2 separate regions of the Homo sapiens genome follow, and region 1 is linked to region 2. Evidence: read pairs that join two places in POLR2A ChIA-PET (ENCODE). Cell type or tissue: GM12878. All regions are shown on one strand. Each heading gives the region's core, and the rest is flanking DNA. Links, peaks and the distances in the headings are about the cores only.

What was found. Peaks named below come from ENCODE experiments on the same cell type or tissue, not always from the same donor. Only the 100,000 strongest peaks of a DNase experiment are listed, where the experiment ranks them.
Region 1: POLR2A ChIA-PET joins it to region 2 with 13 read pairs; 3 of 35 experiments call an interaction of 5 or more read pairs at or near these places.

The regions. Positions count from the first base shown.
Region 1 is chr17:42,195,566-42,203,619 of GRCh38, reverse strand. It overlaps STAT5B (signal transducer and activator of transcription 5B), which reads left to right. Exons shown (of 19, transcript NM_012448.4): 17 at 812-863; 18 at 1,173-1,280; 19 at 1,756-4,443. The coding sequence ends at 1,882. Among named protein-coding and RNA genes, the nearest start is that of GHDC, 5.1 kb to the right of the region's middle. In GM12878, for the core only: no CTCF peak of the experiment used is centred there; no DNase peak of the experiment used is centred there.
Region 2 is chr17:42,582,925-42,590,978 of GRCh38, reverse strand. RETREG3 (reticulophagy regulator family member 3) reads left to right here. Exons shown (of 9, transcript NM_178126.4): 3 at 3,115-3,145; 4 at 4,088-4,214; 5 at 4,842-4,926; 6 at 5,717-5,854; 7 at 7,399-7,481. Among named protein-coding and RNA genes, the nearest start is that of PSMC3IP, 9.2 kb to the right of the region's middle. In GM12878, for the core only: no CTCF peak of the experiment used is centred there; a DNase peak (open chromatin) is centred at 4,244; H3K4me3 peaks cover 1,370 bases; H3K27ac peaks cover 2,248 bases.

The DNA of each region.
Region 1 (8,054 bases), core at 1,550-6,549, 390 kb after region 2:
TGACAAGGAAATCAGTCCTTCCTAAGATAAATCATTTCTTTTCCTGGCAGTTCTACTTAGAACATTCTTCCCTGCATGACTGAACATTTGTCCTCTTATGACCTGCCCCTCCTGGTCCTGATTTTATCCCCTGGGTCAGGTAGAACAAATCCTGTCTCTCTGCTGCATCTTGGACTTTAAGCTTTTCAAGGTGTTTTTTTTTTTTTAATTAGTATGCAATTAGTGCTTGACTTAGATTTGTATTGAAGTACATAGTTTCCATGGTTTGAAGAATTTATTGAAACATCCAAGCCAATTTGGAAGATATCTTGAATTTCAGTTTTAGTGCTGACCTTCTCCTCTACCAGGTCTTCCTAACAGATTGAAATATTAAATGCTTGGCCAAGTGCGGTGGCTTATGCCTGTAATCCCAGCACCTTGGGGGGCCAAGGTGGGCAGATAACTTGAGGTCAGGAGTTAGAAAACAGCCTGGGTGACATGGTGAAACCCCATCTCTACTAAAAATACAAAAATTAGCCAAAGTGTGGTGGTGTACCTGTAATCCAGCTACTCAGGAGGCTGAGGCATCGGAATCATTTGAACCTGGGAGGCGGAGGCTGCAGTGAGCCGAGATTGCACCACCGTACTCCAGCCTGGATGAGAGAGTGAGACTGTTTCAAAAAACAAAACAAAAAAATATTAAGTGCTTGTGTCATATCCTTAGATAAGTTAGGTGGTTGTGTTCTGTCCTAAGAAAAGATGTGATTCATAAGGAAGATCACATTTTTGTTTCACTTGAGAACTTTGATTTACTACATTCTTCCCTTGGCAGCTAAAGCTGTTGATGGATACGTGAAGCCACAGATCAAGCAAGTGGTCCCTGAGTAAGTGTCCAGGTGGCTGTGGCTCTCCTTCTGCCTCTTTCCTCCTCCCCCAGACCCTGCCTCCCATCCTTATCCTGGCCCAGCTTTCCGCTCCCCCGGGGAAACTGTCTCAGCCCTGGGGAAGGACCTGGGCTTGGTGATGCTATGCCAGTACCTGAGGCCCCACTCCTGTAGCTGGAGCCCCAGGGCCGAGTGGGGCACTTTGTCCTTCTACACCCTGAGAAAGACAAAGATACCCCTTGGTCCCCTCCCCAAGTCAGCTGCCCTGGCCTCCCTGGCAGCTGAAGCTCTGTTCTCTTCCTTCTGCAGGTTTGTGAACGCATCTGCAGATGCCGGGGGCGGCAGCGCCACGTACATGGACCAGGCCCCCTCCCCAGCTGTGTGTCCCCAGGCTCACTATAACATGTACCCACAGAAGTAGGTGGCATTCTTGTGGGGGTCCACAGGGGAGGAACTGGGGGCTTGGCCCCAGGCTGGACCCCTGGAGGGCTGGGGTCAAAGGAATCCAGAGCTCCTCTAGGTCTGAGACCACACAGCCCTGGCCCGGGCTCTGGCCTTTGGGAGGGAGAGATTTGACCAGAAGTGATTGGTGGTTTAGAGTCGGGTTGGGCAAATGTCATCTGTTCCCCTCTCTCAATATGGAGATTTTTCTTGCTCTAAGGACTGAGTGGAGTTGTGATGTGTCTGGACAGCCGGTGTGAGAGGTAACAGGGGAGGGTATTTCAGTCTGAGTTGCTGTACAGCCAGCTGTTTGAATGGTTGTTCTTTTCCCATGAAGCCCCAGGCTGAGGGCATAGGCTGGCTCAGACTGCTCCCCTGGTGGCCTGTGGGGCTTGGGGTGGTCTCTGGCAGGCTTTCCCCTTCCCTTCATCCCTCTTCTTTCCCTCCCAAGCCCTGACTCAGTCCTTGACACCGATGGGGACTTCGATCTGGAGGACACAATGGACGTAGCGCGGCGTGTGGAGGAGCTCCTGGGCCGGCCAATGGACAGTCAGTGGATCCCGCACGCACAATCGTGACCCCGCGACCTCTCCATCTTCAGCTTCTTCATCTTCACCAGAGGAATCACTCTTGTGGATGTTTTAATTCCATGAATCGCTTCTCTTTTGAAACAATACTCATAATGTGAAGTGTTAATACTAGTTGTGACCTTAGTGTTTCTGTGCATGGTGGCACCAGCGAAGGGAGTGCGAGTATGTGTTTGTGTGTGTGTGTGTGTGTGTGTGTGTGTGCGTGTTTGCACGTTATGGTGTTTCTCCCTCTCACTGTCTGAGAGTTTAGTTGTAGCAGAGGGGCCACAGACAGAAGCTGTGGTGGTTTTTACTTTGTGCAAAAAGGCAGTGAGTTTCGTGAAGCCTGGAAGTTGGCCATGTGTCTTAAGAGTGGCTGGACTTTGACATGTGGCTGTTTGAATAAGAGAAGGACAAAGGGAGGAGAAAGCACATGTGCTCCAGTGAGTCTTCGTCACTCTGTCTGCCAAGCAATTGATATATAACCGTGATTGTCTCTGCTTTTCTTCTGAAATGTAGATAACTGCTTTTTGACAAAGAGAGCCTTCCCTCTCCCCCACCCCTGTGTTCTTGGGTAGGAATGGGAAAAGGGGCAACCTACAAAGATTGTTGGGGCAAGGGAAGTCACAAGCTTTCGGATGGGCGGTGGCTTTTCACAAAACATTTAGCTCATCTTATTCTCTCTTTGTCCTCTCTCCCCTCCTGCCCGCCCGCACCCTGGAATTGCCACTCAGTTCCTCTGGGTGTGCACATATGTTTGGAGAAATAGAGGAGAGAAAAGAGGGCCACGTAACTGAGAGCTTACAGTGCCAATGCCGTTTGTGTTCTGGCCAGAGTGGAGTGCGCAGCCCTGACTCCCAGGCGCTGAGATTGTTGCCTGGTTACCCAGGAAGCTGCTGTTCCGGCTGCCCAGCCTTTCTCTGAGCCAGCGGATGCACAGTCCGTGGCCTTCTTCAGGCTTATTGATGATGCTTTTTGCAAATGTTGAATCATGGTTCTGTTTCTAAGTTGGATCTTTTTTGTTTTCTCCTTGCCACCCTAATTTGACATCAAAATTCTCTCTTGTGCATTGGGCCCTGGGTCATTCAAACCCAGGTCACCTCATTCCCCTTCTCTGTTCACACCTAATGTCTTGAAGAGTAGGTAGCAGCAGTGTGGGCTGAACCTAGGCCAGCTTGCTTAGCGGGTCACCCTGCTGTGAAGTCCTGGCAGGTGTTGGTAATGTGTGGAAATGCAGTCAGCAAGTTTGCTGGGGAGTTTGATAAAAGTATAAAACAAAACAAAAAAAGCCTCGGTATAATTTTGTTCCACGACTTCTTCTGTAGCTTTACACCAGAAGGAAGGAATGGGCTACAGCAGGTAGTGGAGGAAGAGGGGGGTGAGCAGGTGTATTAAAATAGCTTACGGGTAAGGCCTAAAAGGTCACCCCTCGGCCCCCTCTCCAAAAGAAGGGCATGGGCACCCCCAGGAGAGGATGGCCCCAAAAACCTTATTTTTATACATGAGAGTAAATAAACATATTTTTTTTACAAAAATAACTTCTGAATTTATCAGTGTTTTGCCGTTAAAAATATTCCTCTATAGTAAATTATTTATTGGAAGATGACTTTTTTAAAGCTGCCGTTTGCCTTGGCTTGGTTTCATACACTGATTTATTTTTCTATGCCAGGCAGTAGAGTCTCTCTGCCTCTGAGGAGCAGGCTACCCGCATCCCACTCAGCCCCTCCCTACCCCTCAAGATTTGATGAAAATTCCAACCATGAGGATGGGTGCATCGGGGAAGGGTGAGAAGGAGAGCCTGCCTGCTCAGGGATCCAGGCTCGTAGAGTCACTCCCTGCCCGTCTCCCAGAGATGCTTCACCAGCACCTGCCTCTGAGACCTCGCTCTCTGTTCCAGCAACCCTGGTTGGGGGGTCAGACTTGATACACTTTCAGGTTGGGAGTGGACCCACCCCAGGGCCTGCTGAGGACAGAGCAGCCAGGCCGTCCTGGCTCACTTTGCAGTTGGCACTGGGTTGGGGAGGAAGAGAGCTGATGAGTGTGGCTTCCCTGAGCTGGGGTTTCCCTGCTTGTCCAGTTGTGAGCTGTCCTCGGTGTTACCGAGGCTGTGCCTAGAGAGTGGAGATTTTTGATGAAAGGTGTGCTCGCTCTCTGCGTTCTATCTTCTCTCTCCTCCTTGTTCCTGCAAACCACAAGATAAAGGTAGTGGTGTGTCTCGACCCCATCAGCCTCTCACCCACTCCCAGACACACACAAGTCCTCAAAAGTTTCAGCTCCGTGTGTGAGATGTGCAGGTTTTTTCTAGGGGGTAGGGGGAGACTAAAATCGAATATAACTTAAAATGAAAGTATACTTTTTATAATTTTTCTTTTTAAAACTTGGTGAAATTATTTCAGATACATATTTTAGTGTCAAGGCAGATTAGTTATTTAGCCACCAAAAAAAAGTATTGTGTACAATTTGGGGCCTCAAATTTGACTCTGCCTCAAAAAAAAGAAATATATCCTATGCAGAGTTACAGTCACAAAGTTGTGTATTTTATGTTACAATAAAGCCTTCCTCTGAAGGGATGGTATTGAGTCCTGTTTTTACTTTTTTCTGTCACATGCCAAGGGAGGGCAGCTTGAACACGGAAAAGTTTCAAGTCATCAGCGTGACCCTGAAAAAGGGAACTGGTTGGGTGGTTGGGAGTTGGCTGCCTCAGAGGGCACGTCATTAGCTCTGATGGCAGATGGGGCCTTTCATACCTTCCTGCTCATATGATGTTTTGAAAATAAGAATGATGGTCTCCTAGCCTCCTGACTCCAGAAAGCTTGTTAGCCAGGATGGTCTCGATCTCCTGACCTCATGATCTGCCCACCTCAGCCTCCCAAAGTGCTGGGATTACAGGCGTGAGCCACTACGCCCGGCTGAAAGCCTGTCCTTAAGATTCAGCACATTTAGAGTACCTGACCCTGAGTTCAGCGTTGTGTGTGGGATGAGAAATGGTGCCTTCCCTGCAGAGGCTCACAGTTGGAGAAAGGCAGCTACCACAACTGATTATGCTAGGATATCGCTTCCTGCTGCAATCAAGGCATCCCAAAGTCATTATGCAAAAGAACATGCAGGAAGGCCACTGAGCAACTCAAGCTTTTTTTTTATTTTATTTTTTTATTTTAATTGAGTAGCTGGGATTACAGGCGCCACCACTCCCGGCTAATTTTTGCATTTTTAGTAGGGACGGGGTTTCACCATGTTGGCCAGGCTGGTCTGGACCTCCTGACCTCAGGTGATCCACCTGCCTTGGCCTCCCAAAATGCTGGGATTACAGGCGTGAACCACCATGCCCAGCCTGGAGCTGGCTCTTAAGGAACAAATAGGGCCGGGCACGGTGGCTCATGCCTGTAATCCCAGCATTTTGGGACGCCAAGGCAGGTGGATCACCTGAGGTCGGGAGTTCGAGACCAGTCTGGCCAACATGATGAAACCCCGTCTCTACTAAAAATACACAAAAATTAGCTGGGCGTGGTGGCACGCGCCTGTAATCCCAGCTACTTGGGAGGCTGAGGCAGGAGAATCGCTTGAACCCGGCAGGCAGAGATTGCAGTGAGCCGAGATCATGCCATTGCATTCCAGCCTGGACAACAGAGCAAGACTCTGTCTCAAATTAAAAAAAAACAAAAAACCCAGCCATTCCACTTGTAGGTATCTACATAAGAACCATGAGAACATATATGTACAGAAACACTTGTGACAAATGTTCATAACAGCATTATGCATAATAGCCAAAGGGCAGAAACAACCCAAATGTCCATCAACTGATGAATAAACAAAATGTATTATGGTATATCTGTACAATGGAATATACGGCAATAAAAAGGAATGAAGTGCTGACACACAGGACATGATGTTGTCACGGATGAACCTTGACAATATCATGCTAGATGAAAGAAGCCAGGCCGGGCACGGTGGCTCATGACTGGGACTCCAGCACTTTGGGAGGCTGAGGCGAGGGATCACTTGAGTGCAGCAGTTCAAGACCAGCTTGGACAACACGGTGAAACCCCATCTCTACAAAAAAATACAAAAATTAGCTGGATGTGGTGGTGCACCCCTGTAGTCCCACCTACTCAGGAGGCTGAGGTGGGAGGATCACTTGAGCTGTGATCATGCTACTGCACTCCAGCCTGGGTGACAGAGCGAGGAAAAAGAAAAGAAGCCAAGTACAAAAGACCGCATATTATATGATGCCATTTATAGGAAATGTCTAGGATAGGCAAATCTATGGAGACAGAAAGTAAATTTGAGGTTGCCTAGAGGCTGGGAAGGAGTTTGGAGGTAATAGTGAAAGGATACAGGGTTTGGGGGTTTTTTTGTTTTGTTTTTTTTTTTGTTTGTTTTTCTTGAGACAGAGTCTCGCTCTGTCACCCAGACTGGAGTGCAGTGGCGCCATCTCGGCTCACTACAACCACTGCCTCCCAGTTTCAAGCGATTCTCCCACCTCAGCCTCCCAAGTAGCTGGGATTATAGGCGCCGGCCACCAGACCCTGCTAATTTTTGTATTTTTAGTAGAGACAGTGTTTTGCCATGTTGGCCAGGCTGGTCTTGAACTCCTGACTTCAGGTGATCCACCTGCCTTGGCCTCCCAAAGTGCTGGGATTATAGGTGTGAGCCACCACGCCCAGCCTGAGTTTGGGGTTTTTTATTTTATTTTATTTTATTTTATTTTATTTTATTTTATTTTATTTTATTTAACGAATTGGGCAGTCTCCTGAGGCACAGTAGGCTCAGAGAGACTCTGCAGGGTTTGTTTTTGAGGTAAGGAAAATGTTATTATCTGTGGTGTTGGTTGCACATATCTCTGGATATACTAGATCTTGAATTGTACACTAAATGGGTGATTTGTATGGTGTGTGAATTATATCTAATAAAGCTGTTACTGGGCCAGGTCTAGTGGCTTACACCTGTAATTCCAGCACTTTGGAAGGCCAAGGTAGGAGGATCGCTGAGACCGGGAGTTCCAGACCAGTCTGGGCAACATAGTAAGACCCCCTGTCTCTACAAAAAAAAAAAAAAAATGTTTTTAATTAGCTGGGTGTGGTGGCACATGCCTGTAGTCCTAGCCACTCAGAGGCTGGGGTAGGAGGATTGCTTGATCCCCGGAGTTCAAGGTTGCAATGAGCTGTGACCAGGCCACTGAACTCCAGCCTGGACAACAGAGCAAGACCCTGTCTTTAAATAAATAATAAAAGCAAATGCAAGATCTCAGCGAGAAAAAACGTGAAAGTGAGGTGAGTTAGCCAGAGTGAGAACAGACCTGTTGAAAGAAGCTCAGCTGTGAAGGGAAGAGAGGTGCTCAGCAAGTAGTAGCTCTCTTCTCAAAGGTATCCAGAGGCAAGTAAGGGGAGAAAGGGAGTGGTTTTAGTGTTTTGAGAGCCTAGGTCAAGAACACACCAGCCTGGGCAACATAGGGAGCTCTCTCGTCTCTACAAAAAATAAAATTAGTTGAGCGTAGTGGTGCGTACCTGTAGTTCCAGTCCCTTGGGAGGCTGAGACAGGAGGATCTCTTGAGCCCAGGAGGTTGAGGTTGCAGTGAGCTATGATCGCACCACTGCACTCCAGCCTGGGCAATAGATCAAGACCCTGTCTCAAAAACAAAAAACAAAAAAAGAGAAGTTTGTAATTTTCCTTGGGATAAAGGCAACAGGCTAACACAGATGGTCACCCAGTAACCAGGTAAAGTTAAGATAAACTATATGTGACTGGCTGGGTGCAGTGGCTCAGGCCTGTAATCCCAGCACTTTGGGAGGCCGAGGCAGGTGGATCACTTGAGGTCAGGAGTTTGAGACCAGCCTGGCCAACATGGTGACATGGTGAAACCCCGTCTCTACTAAAAATACAAAAAATTAGCTGGGTGTGGTGATGCGTGCCTGTAATCCCAGCTACTCGGGAGGCTGAGGCAGGAGAATTGCTTGAATCTGGGAGGCGGAGGTTGCAGTGAGCTAAGATCGTGCCATTGCACTCCAGCCTGGGCAACAAGAATAGAACTCTGCCAAAAAAACAAAAAAAAAGAAGTTTGTAATTTTCCTTGGGATAAAGCCAGCAAGCTAACACAGATGTTCACCTAATAACCATGTAAAGTTAAGATAAACTATGTGACTGGCTGGGTGTGGTGGCTCACACCTGTAATCCCAGCACTTTG
Region 2 (8,054 bases), core at 1,876-6,875:
TTCTTTTCTTTTGAGACGGAGTCTCACTCTGTTGGCCAGGCTGGACTGCAGTGGCATGATCTTGGCTCACTGCAACCTCCGCCTCCCAGGTTCAAGTGATCCTCCTGCTTCAGCCCTGCTAGTAGCTGGGATTACAGGCACGCACCACCATGCCTGGCTAATTTTTGTATTTTTGTTAGAGACGGGGTTTTACCATGTTGGCCAGGCTGGTCTCGAACTTCTGACCTCAGGTGATCCACCCGCCTAGGCCTCCCAAAGTGCTGGGATTACAGGCGTGAGGCACCGCACCTGGCGCATTCTTTTTTTTCAGACAGAGTCTTGGTCTGTCACCCAGGCTGGAGTGCAGTGGCGCAATCATGGCTCACTGTGGCCTCAACCTTCCGGGCTCCAGCAATTCTCCCACCTTAGCCACCTGAGCAGCTGGGACTATAGGCACTTGCCACCATGTCCAGCTAATTTTTGTATTTTTTCTATAGATGGGGTTTCTCCATGTTGGTCAGGCTGGTCTTGAACTCCCAACCTCAGATGATCTGCCCGCCTCAGCCTTCCAAAGTACTGGGATTACAGACGTGAGTCACCGCGCCCAGCCCTATTCTTATTTTTTAACAAACTAGGTCTCACTGTGTTGTCCAGGTTTTGGAGTACAGTGGCATGATCATAGCTCACTGCAACCTCAAATCCCTGGGCTTAAGTGATCCTCCCACCTCAGTCTCCCAATTAGCTGGGACTACAGGTGCATACCACCACACCCAGCTAAGTAAAAAAAATTTTTTTTGAGACAGAATCTCACTTTGTTGCTCAGGCTGGAGTGCAGTGGCGCGATCTTGGCTCGCTGCAACCTCCACCTCCCAGGTTCAGATGATTCTCCTGCCTCAGTCTCCTGAGTAGCTGGGACGACAGGCGTGCACCACTACGCCCAGCTAATTTTTTTGGTATTTTTAGTAGAAATGGGGTTTCGCCATGTTGGCCAGGCTGGTCTTGAACTCCTGACCTCAAGTGATCCGCGTGCCTTGGCCTTCCAAAGTGCTGGGATTACCTGCGTGGGCCACCACGCCCAGCCGATAATAAAGATTAATTTAGTAGCATTTTTAGGACCACATGGAAGGAGGAAAAGTGGAACAGGATGACCTGTTAGGAGACTGTGGCAGTGTCTTTGTGAGAAGTAGTCAGAGAGGCCTCAGTGAATACAAATGATGGATGGCCTGGAGAGCTGTGAATAAGGAAGATCAAGACATAAATAGTTGGGGCCAGGTGCAGTGGATCATGCCTGTGATCTCAGCACTTTGGGAGGCCAAGGCAGGAGAATTGCTTGAGCCAAGGAATTTGAGACCGGCCTGGACAACGTGGCGAAACCTTGTCTCTACAAAAAATAAAAAAATTACCCAGGCATGGTGGTGTGCACCTGTGGTCCCCAGCTACTTGGGAGGCTGAAGTGGGAAGATCCCTTGAGCCCTGGAGGTTGAGGCTGCAGTGAGCCGTGATCGCACCACTGTACTCCAGCCAAGACAACAGGGCGACACCTGTCTCAGAAAATAATAATTGTTATATATGTATAATAAAAGACATAAGTGGATGGGGGTTAAAGCTAAGAGAGTGGCAGAATGGCATTACACTTAGCAGGCAAAGGCAGACAGGAAAGTTGGTTTGAAGGGGTGAGAGAGGAAAACTGATGTAGATTTTAGGCAGGTTAATTTTGAAGTGTTGGCAAGATATTCAAACCAGAGTATACAGGTTTTAAATACATGCCCATCATATTTTATAGAGACTTCAAGGAATCGTGTAGTTCATCTGCCTATCTAATGGCTGGTGAATCTCAAAAGACTTATACATCATTCAGGTAGATAATGGGTCTCCCCATTTTTTTTTTTTTTTGGTTAGAGACAGGGTCTCACTGTGTTTCCCAGGATGGACTTGAACTCCTGGGCTCAAGTGATCCTCCTGCCTCAGCCCCCCAAGGAGGCAGAACTATAAGTGAGCATCACTACACCTAGCTCTGGGTCTCTTTTTAAAGAGAACAGGCAGGCTGGGTGTGGTGGCTCACACCTGTAATTCCAGCACTTTAGGGAGGCTATGGTGGGTGGATCACCTGAAGTCAGGAGTTCAAGACCAGCCTGGCCAACATAGCAAAAACCTGTCTCTACTAAAAACACAAAAATAGCCAGGCGTGGTGGCAGGTGCCTATAATCCCAGCTACTTGGGAGGCTGAGGCAGGAGAATTGCTTGAACACCAGAGGTGGAGGTTGTAGTGAGCCAAGATCGTGCCACTGCATTCCAGCCTGGGTGACAGAGTGAGATTCTGTCTCAAAAAAATAAAGAGAACAGGCAGATTTCGGCTGGGTACGGTAGCTCACGCCTGTGATGCCAGCACTTTGGGAGGTGGAGGAGTTCGAGAGCAGCCTGGCCAACATGGTGAAACCCCATCTCTACTAAAAACACAAAAATTAGCCAGGTATGGTGGCGTGTGCCTGTAATCCCAGTTACTCGGGAGGCTGAGTGAGCTGAGATCACGCCACTGCACTCCAGCCTGGGCTACAGAGCAAGACCCTGTCTCCAAAAAAAAAAAAAATTAGCCGGGCATTGTGGTGGGTGCCTGTAGTCCCAGCTACTCAGGAGGCTGAGGCAGAAGAATGGGAGGCGGAGCTTGCAGTGAGCCAAGATCGTGCCACTGCACTCCAGGCTGGGCAACAGAGCGAGAAGACTCTGTCTCAAAAAAAATAAACACAACAGGTGGATTTCTAGGGTTGGAGTTGTTACAACGTACCTTGTGTAGCCTGGCACAGATTGATGTGTATGGGTATCCCAGACACACTCAAGGGGTGAGATGGACCATTTTTCTTGTACACCTTGGCTTTCAGCTGAGGTCATTAGAAGGGGGCTCAAATAGTCCATTTGGACCTCCCTTCCTTCCCCTCGAAAAATGAGTAGGCATAAGTGATTATTCCCTTGTCTGCAGCTCCCTAACTGGCAGTATAACACAGTGTCTCCTTTTTTATCGGCTATTACTGTTTTCTTTTCCCCAACCTATTAAAACTTGAGCTGTCAGACCAACAGCCTAACATTTTCATGTTTAGTTTTCCCTACCAACTAATGCTGGTGTTTGTTTTAATATTGTAGTGCCAAGACCCGACGCATTAGACAATGAGAGGTATGGAACACTAATTAAATCCCTTTTTGTTGCTCTGATTCATTCTCTTGTAATATTCTGGTTACATGTTGTTAACCCCATGTTCTGGACACACAGTGTAAACTGAGAACCTAGGCTGTTCCAAATGATCATTTTAACACATCCTAAAGTTCAGGCAGCAATATGTTGAGATGGCCTGTGTCCTCTGATCTTTACAAGAGAAGTTTCTGAAAAAGAAGCATTACAGTGCCCCATAACCTGACATGCCAGGGAATCAGCTGCATTATTCAGTCCCAGTGAGAAAACTTAAAGGCAGCTAACTTCATTTGTCTCCTGGCTTTTATACCAGGTCATTTAGTGTTTTCTGTGACCTCTGGCTATTTAAAGTTCCCGGTCAGAAAACACATTGGTTCCTGGCATCAGCAAGTCAAAGCCAAAGATTCCTCTTGTGTCTTACAGCTCCTGCTTTCATTTCTCAGTTCATCCACTCCATTTGTTTGATCCAAAGAATTTTCTCTGCTGTGGTTTATTTTGGTTTTGCTTTATTTATTTTCTTTCTAAGGGGCACATCCACCATTTCCTCCCCCTTAGCAGCAGTGGTGTCAGTCAGACTATGCTCACTTTTATCCCTGGATTGCAATCACAGGGAATTGGAATGGTCTGAGTGCAAGGAAGAAAACGTTTCTAAGCACAAAGGGCCTTGGAGCTGGGGACAGGTTTACACACGTGGATTGGGCTGCTTGCTCATAGGGTGGAGTTGTCAGAACAAGTTTGTCCTCCTTGTACCTAAATTCAGATTTCAACCTGGTGAGCCAAGAAGAAAGTCATGCTTCACCTCCAAAGCACCTGGGCCTAGTCACTCCCCAAACCCCATTTAAAACCGGAAGCACTGGCTGCCTGCACAGCAAGATGGGGGGACCCTCAACACCCTCCTTTCACAGCTCCCCCTTCTCTCTCCCATAGCTGGGGCTTTGTGCACCCTCGGTTGCTCAGCGTGCCCGAGCTCTGCCACCATGTAGCTGAAGTCTGGGTTAGTGGGACCATTTTCATAAGGAATGTTTTGCTTTTCAAAAAGCAAAACCCAGGCAAGGTAAGACTCTTCCCTTTTTCACTTTCATCTCTGGCCTCTCAGTTCAGTTCATGCTAAACTGAAACAGCTCCTTTACTATGTGTCTTCATTCAAGAAAGTAAAGACTATGATGTTCATAGAGACAAAAGGAAGCTATAGGAAAGGCCTTCTGACCAGCCATTAGGACTAACACAGGAGCTTGGTGACTGCTCATTTGGTGTGGTTGCCACTTAGATGAGGCCGTTTTCTTGCTTCAAGATAGGAAAGAAAGCTTTCTTGTGTACATTCTGTGTCATATTAAATATGTGATAGGTTGTTGTGTTTTTTTGGGTTTTGTGTGTGTTTCTGTTGACTTAAAAAACCACCACCAACATTGCTTTCAGAGAGAATTTTTGGCTAAGTCCTATTCAAACCAATTTCTTGGCAGGAAAGGTGCAGCCCTATGGGGTTAGCCATGTAAAAGGAGTTTGAATAGAAGGGGACATGCTCCTTTTCTTCCCAAACAGAATCACCTTTGGATGCAACAGTGGCTGCACGTCCATGCTTGACTTACAGAGTCTTTCTGTCATATCTCTACCCTAACCCTTCACACCCACCCCAGTCCCCTGCCATGTGACAGAAACTTAATACTCTTTCTTGATTCCCCAGTTCTGCTTGCTGAGCTGTGGGATACTGACCTTTTTGGCTGTCTTGGGCCGCTACGTCCCTGGGCTTCTGCTGTCCTACTTGATGCGTAAGTATGACATATACCTCCCCTACAAAGTATACCCTGCTCATAGCTTTCCAACTATGGCTAACTCTAGGTGTGGGGAGAGGACTGTTATATTTCAATTCTCTAGGATATGACCTTTGCATATTTTCATGACCTGTTTAGTGTCATGAAAATATCCTTCTTTAGCAGGCTCTCCACATACAAAGTTCATTTCTTACCAAGTCAGAAATTGATGAGGGTCCACTAACATATATTGTTGGTATTACCAACTATAAAGGACTGCCTGTCCCTGTTTAAGGAGAGAATTTTTAGAGCCAGGGTATTGTCAGCAGAACATAACTCTTAGGGGTTTCTCTGCTAGGTTCTATTTATGCCAGAGTACTTTTTTCCCACTTGGAGCATAGTTTTGTAAATTTAGTTACTTCCTGTTGGCATGTACTCAGCTTGCTTGGGGCTGGAAGAACTAAGTACTTATGCCTGTGGCTTTTGTATATCAAAACCTCGCATGATTTGTTGTGTAATTTCCATTTATGGCTCAGTGACACCCATTGCCAGGTTCTGCCCTTGGCCTGTCAGCAGCATACTGTGCTGTGCACAACCCTGCAGTAGGCTTTGTGGGTGGCTGTAGAAGTCCCTGCCCTCAAAGACTCCTTCATGTGTAGGGGAGACTGGTGAAGATGACTGGCAGACTTGGGCAGATCTGTTCCACACTTTGTGTCCAAGCCCTAAGGACCAATAGCAGCGCTACAGTTGGGAATGTTTTTTGCAGCCCCTTCTCCATTTTGTCACTGTTTCCCATGCCTCCTCACAGTTGTCACTGTCATGATGTGGCCCCTTGCTGTGTACCACCGACTGTGGGATCGAGCATATGTGCGGCTGAAGCCAGCTCTGCAGCGGCTAGACTTCAGTGTCCGTGGCTACATGATGTCCAAGCAGAGAGAGAGACAATGTAAGTGTCATGGTGTCATTCTTTCCACTTACGCAATTTGGGGCGAAAAGGAGAAGCCCATAGGTCTGACATACTGGGTGGGTCCTCAAAAGTGGAAGTCGGGGGTAGTTGGTGGGGGTGAGGATTGATAGGTAAAAATGATATTCTGTTCTAGGGAAACCTGTGCAGGCTTGCCAGTTTTTATCATTTGTAATCCTAGGCTCCCGTTTTAAACCTATCTGATAAAAGCTCTTTCAAGTTGAATAAAAGCTAGACAGTGAAGATAAATTCCTAGTATTTGTGGTTTGTTTTTTTTTTTTTTTTTTTTTTGAGACAGGGTCTCATTCTGTTTCCCAGGCTGGAGTGCAGTGGCATGATCATGGCTCACTGCACCCTTGACCTCCCAGGCTCAAGTGATCCTTCTACTCAGCCCCGCCAAACCCTTCAGTAGCTGGGACTACAGGCATGTGTCACCACATCTATCTGATTTTTAAATTTTTTTGTAGAGATGGGGTCTCATGTTGCCCAGGCTGATCCTGAACTCCTGGGCTCAAGCGATCCTCCTGCCTTGGCGTTCCAAAGTGTTGGGATTACAGGTGTGAGCCACCGTGCTGAGCCCAGAGCAGATCCTTTCAACTCCTAAGCCTGGTCTCTTCACTAGTAAAAGCTGCCTCCCAAAGGTGATTAAAAACTGCTGCCTCAGAGGTTGTAAGTGTACTAGCCTGAGATCCATGCAACACAATGATGGTAGTACAAACTTTTCCCTCCCTTGTGTGGTCTTGTCAGGTTTTGTGTTTTATGGAGGCCTGGCCTTCAAAGAGCCCTGCACTTGGTCACCAAGGCCCAAGTCCCCTTGGGGCAGCCAGTTGAATAATACCAGTCCTCAAAAGTCTGATTTAACAAGGTGTGCATCTCCTTTTGCCCTCTCTTTGATCATGTCCACTTAACACCTTGACATTAGGTCTGCCTTTAGCCATCCAGAGAGTTGTTGACAAAGCCTGGTATTTGATCATCTGACCAGAATAGAAATGTGTGCCAGGCCGGGCGCAGTGGCTCACACTTGTAATCCCAGCACTTTTGGAGGCTGAGGTGGGCGGATCACCTTAGGTCAGGAGTTCGAGACCAGCTTGACCAATATGATGAAACCCCGTCTCTACTAAAAATACAAATATTAGCCAGGTGTGATGGTGAGCACCTGTAATCTCAGCTACTCAGGAGGCTGAGACAGGAGTATTGCTTGAATCCAAGAGGCAGAGGTTGCAGTGAGCCGAGATCGCGCCATTGCACTCCAGCCTGGGCAACAAGAACAAAACTCCATCTCAAAAGAAAAAAGAAATATGTAGGGTCTGGTGGAGAGGATGTTGGAAGCTGAGATATTTTCTCCAGTGTTTTCAACTCACCTTGCATTTAGGCTCAGCAGCTCAGCCTTCTGTTATTATTATGTAGGCTTAGAGCCAGATTCAGAGAGGCTCTTTGTTTTGTGTTCTGATTTTATGTCTTTAAAGTCCAAAGGGGATTTTACGCTGGGAGAAGGTATCAAGCAAGACTTTGTGCTCTTCCCACAGTACGCCGCAGAGCTCTCCACCCAGAACGAGCCATGGACAACCACAGTGACAGCGAAGAGGAGCTTGCTGCCTTCTGTCCTCAGGTATCTTGAGTGTGGGAGCTGCTTCACTGTCCAGTTTTCTTTAGCTACCTTTTAACCATCCGACAGCTCACATTTAGGCCATAACCAGGTTTGAGGCCTTAGACTCCCCTTGTTCCCAAGACAAGGAGAGAAGTGAGACTTTGTTCCTAGATCTCAATTTTTTTCTTTATCATATCATTCCTGTAATCAACCTAGGTCTCAATTAGAGCCTGATGCCCAGCACCGCTCTTCCGTATCTCTTTTTACCCTACCATTATGGAAGAACTTCTGGAGCTAGTATGATCATCTTTTAAACAGCCCAGTTCACCCTTGGGTCTGTGCAGTATGTGTATCCTCCTACCACTTTGAAAAATTATCTCTGGATCAATTATTTGCCTTAAAGTAAGTGGGTAATTGACTCCCCCAAGACTGCTTTTCTTCCTGTGCTTAAGAGGTTATGAATGAGTGTTTTCTTTGGGAGAGCAGCCTAAAAGGGGTCAAGATTTTTTTTGTTGTTGTTACTTTCACATGTATTGATTAAAAAAAAAATAAAGGGGAGAGGGAGTTTTCAACGGGAAGTTACCATCTATCCCT